Regions from separate parts of the Homo sapiens genome. Here all the other regions are linked to region 2. Evidence: read pairs that join two places in POLR2A ChIA-PET (ENCODE). Cell type or tissue: Caco-2. All regions are shown on one strand. Region 1 has its middle 4.4 kb from the start of GALNT6. Region 2 overlaps CELA1 (chymotrypsin like elastase 1). Region 3 has its middle 5.1 kb from the start of SMAGP.

Region 1 (2,500 bases), 65 kb before region 2:
CACGAGAATCGCTTGAACCTGGAAGGTGGAGGTTGCAGTGAGCTGAGATCGTGCGACTGCATTCCAGCCTGGGCGACAGAATGAGACTCCGTCTCAAAAAAAAAAAAAAAAAAAAAATTAACTAAGGCTGAAGTAAAATCATAATAAATTCCATTTTGGAACAAATAAAATATTTAAAGTAATGCTGTGAGTTTTAATACACCTATGTTTCAAGTTTTAAATGTTTTTTCAACTACTTTAATGCTCTAGGAAAAAATAACCATTCAAAAAATACAGAAAAATATGTATGAGGGTATATATTTTTCTTTTTTCCTTAGGCTTCAATATGGCTTAGAAGGAAACTAGTCTTTTTTTTTTTTTTAAATAAAGATGGGGTCTCACTATGTTGCCCAGGCTGGTCTTAAACTCCTGCGCTCAAGTGATCCTCTTGCCTCAGCCTCCCAAAGTGCTGGGATTACAGACATGAGCCACCAGGCCCAGCTGATTCTTTATTTTGAATTTTTGATACTTTGTCCATCACTGATTTTTTGCATTAATTTTGATTTTTTTAAAATATTGCATTAAAGTATTATTTATCTTGGTTACTGAGTTTTTAGATGCCCCCATAAATTTTGCACTCAAGAGAAGTGCCCTCACTTGCCTTACCCTAGTCCTAGCCCTGCTCCTTCATAGTCATTTTTACATCAGGCTCCCCTGACAAACTATGGGTGTCTGGATGAGACAGACATGACTTATTATCCTTGTATCTCCACACCTGACCTAGCATAGAGGCTAACACATGGAGCACTTTAACAGCATTTTATTGAAGGGAGGAATGGAGGAAGGAAAGAAGAAAAACAGCTAATATTATAATGGCTAACATCCAAATTTCAACTGACTGCTTATTGTGTACCAGATGCTGGGTTAAGCACTTTGCTTATTTAATCTTACAACCCAATCATAAAAATAACATATCCATTTTACAGATGAGGAAATTGAGGCACACAGAAATGGGTGAATTGTAGCGCATGAGTGATTATGGCAGAACTAGGAGCAGCTCTGCTTGGGTTCCCTAAAATATTTCTCGCTTTAACTGTTTCTCTCCTGAGCATGGGAATGAGATGAGGAGTAAATGTGAATATGCAGGAAAGTAGAGCAGCAGATGTAATTTAGAAGACCCAACTCTCACACTTTCATGTGTTATCTCACTTGAGCTTCATTAACAACCCCAGGTATCATTAACTGCACTTCACAGATAAGAAACAAAGAGGTAGGGAGGGAGTGGGAGACTCCGTTGTTTCCCTCAGGGTAGAGGAGAGTGGGTGAGATGAGAGGTAGTGATAGGACAGAGGGAGGTTGACCAGCTGGCCTCCCTACTAACCTCCTTGGCAAGTTCACGGCATCCCTTGCACACTCCCCTAGCTAAGTGGAGCCAGCACCTCCCCCTGAAGGGCAGGTCTCCCTCACTCTGCCCCACCAGAGGTGGGTATCCCCTCACCAGGGACCGTGTGGAAGGAAGAGACTAGATAAAGGCCAGGGCTGGTGTCAACGGCCTCACAGAGCTGCCTTTGTCACACTTCCACTGTTCTGCTCCCCTCCAGGTTTCCTGCCTTATGGTGGGGAACACCCTTGATGCACACTCATGTGAAAAGTGAAACTCAGAACACCCAAAACCCGAATCTAAAACAGCCAAGAAATAAAAATAAGATCGTGAGAAAAAAAAAAAAGAAATTCATAGGACTTCCTGAGAAGGGGTCATCCTGGGTCTTTGCAGTTAACAGAATCTAGACATGTCCTGCAGAAGCGCTTATGGGAACTTTCAGTCAGGAATATGCACGGGACCTTGGACCCAAGGTTTCTGGAGATAGAGACAATGTCTAGAGAGGTGGGAAATGGAGCTTTCACTGTATACATTTTCATAGTGCCTGACTTATTACCATGTGCATATATAACTTTTTCATTTTTATTTTCCATTTCATTTACGTATAACTTTTTCATTTACAGAAACCCGTTTTTTTTTTATTTATTTTTTTCAGAGACATGGTCTTGCTCTGTTGCCCAGACTAGAATGTAGCATTGCAGTCACAGCTCGCCGCAGCCTCTAACTCCTAGGCTCAAGCAATCCTCCCACCTGAGCCTCCGAAGTAACTGGGACCACAGGCACATGCCAACACACCCAGCTAATTTTATTTTCATTTTTTCACTATCATATATGTTTTTTAAACTTTTAGGTTCAGGAGTACATGTCCAGGTTTGTTACATGGGTAAATTGCATGTTGCGAGGGTTTGGTGTACAGATGATTTTGTCATCCAGGTAATAAGCATAATACCCGCTAGGTAGTTTTTGATCTTCTCCCTCTTCCCACCCTCCACCCTCAAGTGGGCCCCCGTGCCTGTTGTATTTTTATTTTTTGTAGAGACAGGGTCTCGCTGTATCAGGCTGAACTCAAAGTCCCGGCTTCAAGTGATCTCCCACCTCAGCCTCCCAAAGTGCTGGGATTACAGGCATGAGCCACCACTC
Region 2 (2,500 bases):
AGTAGCCAGGACTACAGGCACATGCCACCACACTCAGCTGATTTTTTAAAATTTTAATAGAGATGGGGGTCTCGGTTTGTACCCCAGGCTGGTCTCAAACTCCTGGCTTTAGCTTAAGCAGTCCTCCTGCCTCAGCCTCCCAAAGTGCTGGGATTACAGTCATAAACCACCAAGGTCAGCCCTTGCTGCACAACTTTTTCAATTTTTTCAATGTCTGTTAAAAATTGTCTTTTTCATTTGCTTAATATAGTCAGTTTTTCATTAATTCAACCCCACACACTCCACTAATTTGTTAAGTGACCTATATCATCTTCTCTTGACCTAGTGGTCTATGTGGATCTATTTGCATTCGTTGTGAGGGATACTTAATGGGTGGGTTTTCCCGGAAACTCCAGACCTTTGATCCAGAAAATGTTGTTTATTTGTTGATTTCCTCCCACTCTATTTTCACTTTTCTCTTTCTAGAATTTCTGTTATTCACATGTTTGCCTCCTAAGCTGGTCCTCTTGTTTTCTCTATATCTTGTTTGTTCTATCTTATGTTCCAACTCTTCCAGTCTCTCATTTCTAAATCTATCAAATCTGTAATTTCCAAAGGCTCTTTTTGCTGTCTGAATGTTGTTTAGTAGTATGCCGTTCTTGTATCATGGATGCATATTAGTCATGTTTTTTGTTTGTGTGTTTGTTTTGAGACGGAGTCTCGCTCTGTCGCCCAGGCTGAAGTGCAGTGGTGCAATCTCAGCTCACTACAACCTCCAGCTCCTGGGTTCAAGCGATTCTCCTGCCTCAGCCTCCTGAGTAACTGGGATTACAGGCATGTACCACCACGCCCGGCTAATTTTTGTATTTTTAATAGAGTTTTAGGGGTTTCACTGTGTTGGCCTAGTCTTGAACTCCTGACCTCAGGTGATCCGCCCGCCTCAGCCTCCCAAAGTGCTGGGATTACAGGTGTGGAGCCACCATGCCCAGCCTATTAGTTATGGTTTTATTGCTTGTTTTCTTCTCCCTGCATAGTCTTGGTTGCCTTCATTTTTTTATTTAGCTCCTTGTTTCTTTGTTTCAATCTTTATTTTTATATTAGATGAATTCCTTTTTTTTTTTTTTTTTTGAGACAGAGTCTCACTCTGTCGCCCAGGCTGGAGCCCAGTGGCGCCATCTTGGCTCACTGCAAGCTCTGCCTCCCGGGTTCACGCCATTCTCCTGCCTCAGCCTCCCGAGTAGCTGGGACTACAGGCGCCCACCACCACGCCCGGCTAATTTTTTGTATTTTTAGTAGAGATGGGGTTTCACCGTGTTAGCCAGGATGGTCTCGATCTCCTGACCTCGTGATCCGCCCGCCTCAGCCTCCCAAAGTGCTGGGATTACAGGCATGAGTCACTGGGCCCGGCTAGAGGCATTCTTTAGATGTTTAGTGATCCTTAACCATCTGCTTTTATTTCAGAGTGGGGGTGGTATTTTTACCCAGAGTGGGTGGGCTGATTGGTAGCTCTGAGCCTTAGATGGGGTTCATCAATAGTGGATTCTCTGTCAGGTGATCTGGCTAGGCCATTTTAGTGGAGGACCTCCAATGTCAGTATCTTTAGGTCTTTCCTCTTGGACTGTTCAGTTTTTCCAGAGAAGTATCTTCCCATTTTATGTGTGGCATTATGGACCTGGCATTCTAGAAGCTGAGTAAGAAGGGAGGCAAGATCATATTCCATAAACCCAGGTTCCCAGTTGAGCATGTGACCTAATACATCACTTTCCTCTTCATTCCAGTTTAGTTTAGCATGTTTTGACTACCAAGTCTAAATACTTGGTCTAATTATACCCATTGGTCTAAATGCTGGGGATAAAGAAATTATTAGAATGCCCTATTTTTGCCACCCCAGGTTCAATTTAAGCCAATAAAAGCGATTGAACTTTAGATATTTAAAGTTCTATGCTAGCATTGTGGAGAGGAAAGATCTTGGTAAGAGTTTTTGTCTCAGGAAGCTCATAGACATGTGTGAGGAGGTACAAACAAATTATGAAACCAAAATACAAGGCAGAACATGAAATAAGTGCAGCAAAAGAGAAGAAGTATTGTGGTTGTTTAGAAAGGAAGAAGAGATTCATTTTGATTGTGGGGACATGAAGGAGGTGGAGATTTGCATTGGAGCTTTAAAACCGTACAGAATTTCACAACCAGAGACGGGGGCGGGGGGAGTGCAAGCAAAAGCCCGAAGATCTGGAGTTTTAGGATTCTGTTTCTCCTCCCTGCAGGGTGACTCTGGGGGCCCCCTCCATTGCTTGGTGAATGGCAAGTATTCTGTCCATGGAGTGACCAGCTTTGTGTCCAGCCGGGGCTGTAATGTCTCCAGGAAGCCTACAGTCTTCACCCAGGTCTCTGCTTACATCTCCTGGATAAATAATGTGAGTCCTCTCAAATGATGGGTTGAAATGGGGTCACCTGGAGACCTACGCACTGGCTGGGTTGGGGAACAAACGTTGGATGGACTGGGCAAGCCGTCATCTTCCTT
Region 3 (2,500 bases), 55 kb after region 2:
TTGGGAGGCCAAGGCTTGAGGATTGCTTCAGCCCAAGAATTCAAGGCCAGCCTGAGTGACAAAGCAAAACCCCATCTCCACAAAAAATTAAAAATTAGCTGGGCATGGTGGCACATGCCTGTAGCCCCAGCCACTCTGGAGGCCGACACAGGAGGGTATCTTGAGCTCACATCAAAGCTGCAGTGATCTTTGATCACACCATTGCACTCCAGCCAGCCTGGGCAACACAGCGAGACCCAGTCTCAAAAAAAAAAAAAGAAAGAAAAAAGAAAAGGATCATCTTCAAAGGATCTCTACTGCATACAGCAGTAATGGAGAGGAGAAGCTTACATTTCCCCCTGAGAGGAGAGTTGTTCTTCAAATTATAAAAGCCCTACTGCCTGTCCTTTTTCATAGCTCTCCTAAAAGGTGTTCCACTCCCAGGCTAGGCGCAGTGGCTCACTCCTGTAATCCCAGCACTTTGGGAGGCCAAGGCGGATGGATCACAAGGTCAAGAGATCAAGACCATCCTGGCCAACATGGTGAAACCCCGTCTCTAATAAAAATACAAAAATTAACAGAGTGTGGGCCGGGCGCGGTGGCTCACACCTGTAATCCCAGCACTTTGGGAGGCTGAGGCGGGCGGATCACGAGGTCAGGAGATCGAGACCATCCTGGCTAACATGGTGAAACCCAGTCTCTACTAAAAATACAAAAAAATTAGCCGGGCGTGGTGGTGGGCGCCTGTGGTCCCAGCTTCTTGGGAGGCTGAGGCAGGAGAATGGCGTGAACCCGGGAGGCGGAGCTTGCAGTGAGCTGAGATCGTGCCACTGTACTCCAGCTTGGGCGACAGAGCTAGACTCCATCTCAAAAAAAAAAAAAAAATTAACTGAGTGTGGTGGCACATGCCTGTAGTCTCAGCTACTCGGGAGACTGAGGCAGAAGAATCGCTTGAACCCAGGAGGCGGAGGTTGCAGTGAGCCGAGATCGCGCCACTGCACTCCAGCCTGGTGACCAAGCAAGACTACATCTCAAAAATAAATAAATAAGATAAAATAAAAGATGTTCCACTCCCTTGGCATTCAGAATCACTGCTGGGAGTGATACAGGGAAAATGCTGGGAACAGAGGACCCTAGCTGCACAAGGCCCTCAACCCTTTTCTCTCCAGGGCTTTCCCTACTCTCCTCAGGAGACTGATCCTCTTTGGCGTGAGCCAGAGACTTCTAGGGACTTACAGTCTGGTGGGGCAGACAAGCAGTAACTGCTGCAATAGAGGCACACCTGAAGTGGAGAATTTTACTAAATTGTGAGGTTGGCACTTTGTGTATAACCCTACTGAGAGCTCCGAGGAGGCAGGGGAAAGTGCCCATATGCTTACCTAGGGTGGATAGTGCCATTTGGGGAACAGCTTGTTTACCCTAACTGACAAAATGGTAATGTCCAGGGGAAAGACTGCCATCCTGGCAGCAGCACAAGGTGGGGCTGAAGGCCAATAAAACTGGGTGGAGATGAATGTCTCTTGTCCCCTCCCCTAAGGCCCCTTGAGGTCTATTGACAAAAGGACAGCCTCTGCAGTTTCTGAGGTTTAGCATTTAATCCTTGGAGAACACTGGTAGTTTACCACCACAAGCCTTCATTCATCATCTGTCTGTATGCCTCTCTACATAGAATTAATTGCAAGAACATCCTCCAGTCCCTGCCCTCCAGCAGTTTGAAGGACATACTGACAGACTAGGTAAGACATGCAGAGAGCTCGAGACATGACATATCCAGATAAACAGCACACACACCAGAGAACACAATACGCACACTGCTTACAATAGTATTTATTTTACACCAAACTGGGTGCTGAGCATGTGCATATTGGATCTATTTTTCTGTATGACTACACTTTTAAAATGAGGTATGTTGGCTGGGAGCAGTGGCTCATGCCTATAATCCCAGCACTTTGGGAGGCCGAGGCAGGTGGATCACTCAAGGTCAGGAGTTTGAGACCAGCCTGGCCAACATGGTGAAACCCTGTCTCTACTAAAAATACAAAAGTTAGCCAGGCCTGGTGGTGTGGACCTGTAATCCCAGCTACTCCAGAGGCTAAGGCATGAGAATCACTTGAACCTGGGAGGCAGAGGTTGCAGTGAGCTGAGATGGAGCCACTGCACTCCAACCTGGACGACAGAGTGAGACTCCACCTCAAAAAATAAAATGAGGTATGTGACTACATAAAAAAATTAATAAATAATGTATCAGGCCAGGCGTGGTGGCTCATGCCTGTAATCCCAGCGCTTTGGGAGGCTGAGCCGGGTGGATCACCTGAGGTCAGGAGTTCGAGACCAGCCTGGCCAACATGGCGAAACTCTGTCTCTACTAAAAATACAAAAAATTATCCGGGCCTGATGGCAGACGCCTGTAATCCCAGCTATTTGGGAGGCTGAGGCAGAAGAATTGCTTGAACCCGGGAGGCGGAGGTTGCAGTGAGCCGATATCACGCCATTGCACTCCAGCCTGGGTGATAGAGCAAGA

Evidence for each region. ChIA-PET counts read pairs that join two places held together with the same protein. Peaks named below come from ENCODE experiments on the same cell type or tissue, not always from the same donor. Only the 100,000 strongest peaks of a DNase experiment are listed, where the experiment ranks them.
Region 1: POLR2A ChIA-PET joins it to region 2 with 6 read pairs; 9 of 35 experiments call an interaction of 5 or more read pairs at or near these places.
Region 3: POLR2A ChIA-PET joins it to region 2 with 5 read pairs; 26 of 35 experiments call an interaction of 5 or more read pairs at or near these places.

What each region holds. Positions count from the first base shown.
Region 1 is chr12:51,394,543-51,397,042 of GRCh38, reverse strand. It overlaps a transcript of SLC4A8 not described here. Among named protein-coding and RNA genes, the nearest start is that of GALNT6, 4.4 kb to the right of the region's middle. In Caco-2, no CTCF peak of the experiment used is centred here; a DNase peak (open chromatin) is centred at 1,352.
Region 2 is chr12:51,329,577-51,332,076 of GRCh38, reverse strand. CELA1 (chymotrypsin like elastase 1) reads left to right here. Exons shown (of 8, transcript NM_001971.6): 7 at 2,244-2,393. Among named protein-coding and RNA genes, the nearest start is that of BIN2, 6.7 kb to the right of the region's middle. In Caco-2, no CTCF peak of the experiment used is centred here; no DNase peak of the experiment used is centred here.
Region 3 is chr12:51,274,273-51,276,772 of GRCh38, reverse strand. No RefSeq gene overlaps it. Among named protein-coding and RNA genes, the nearest start is that of SMAGP, 5.1 kb to the right of the region's middle. In Caco-2, no CTCF peak of the experiment used is centred here; a DNase peak (open chromatin) is centred at 1,472.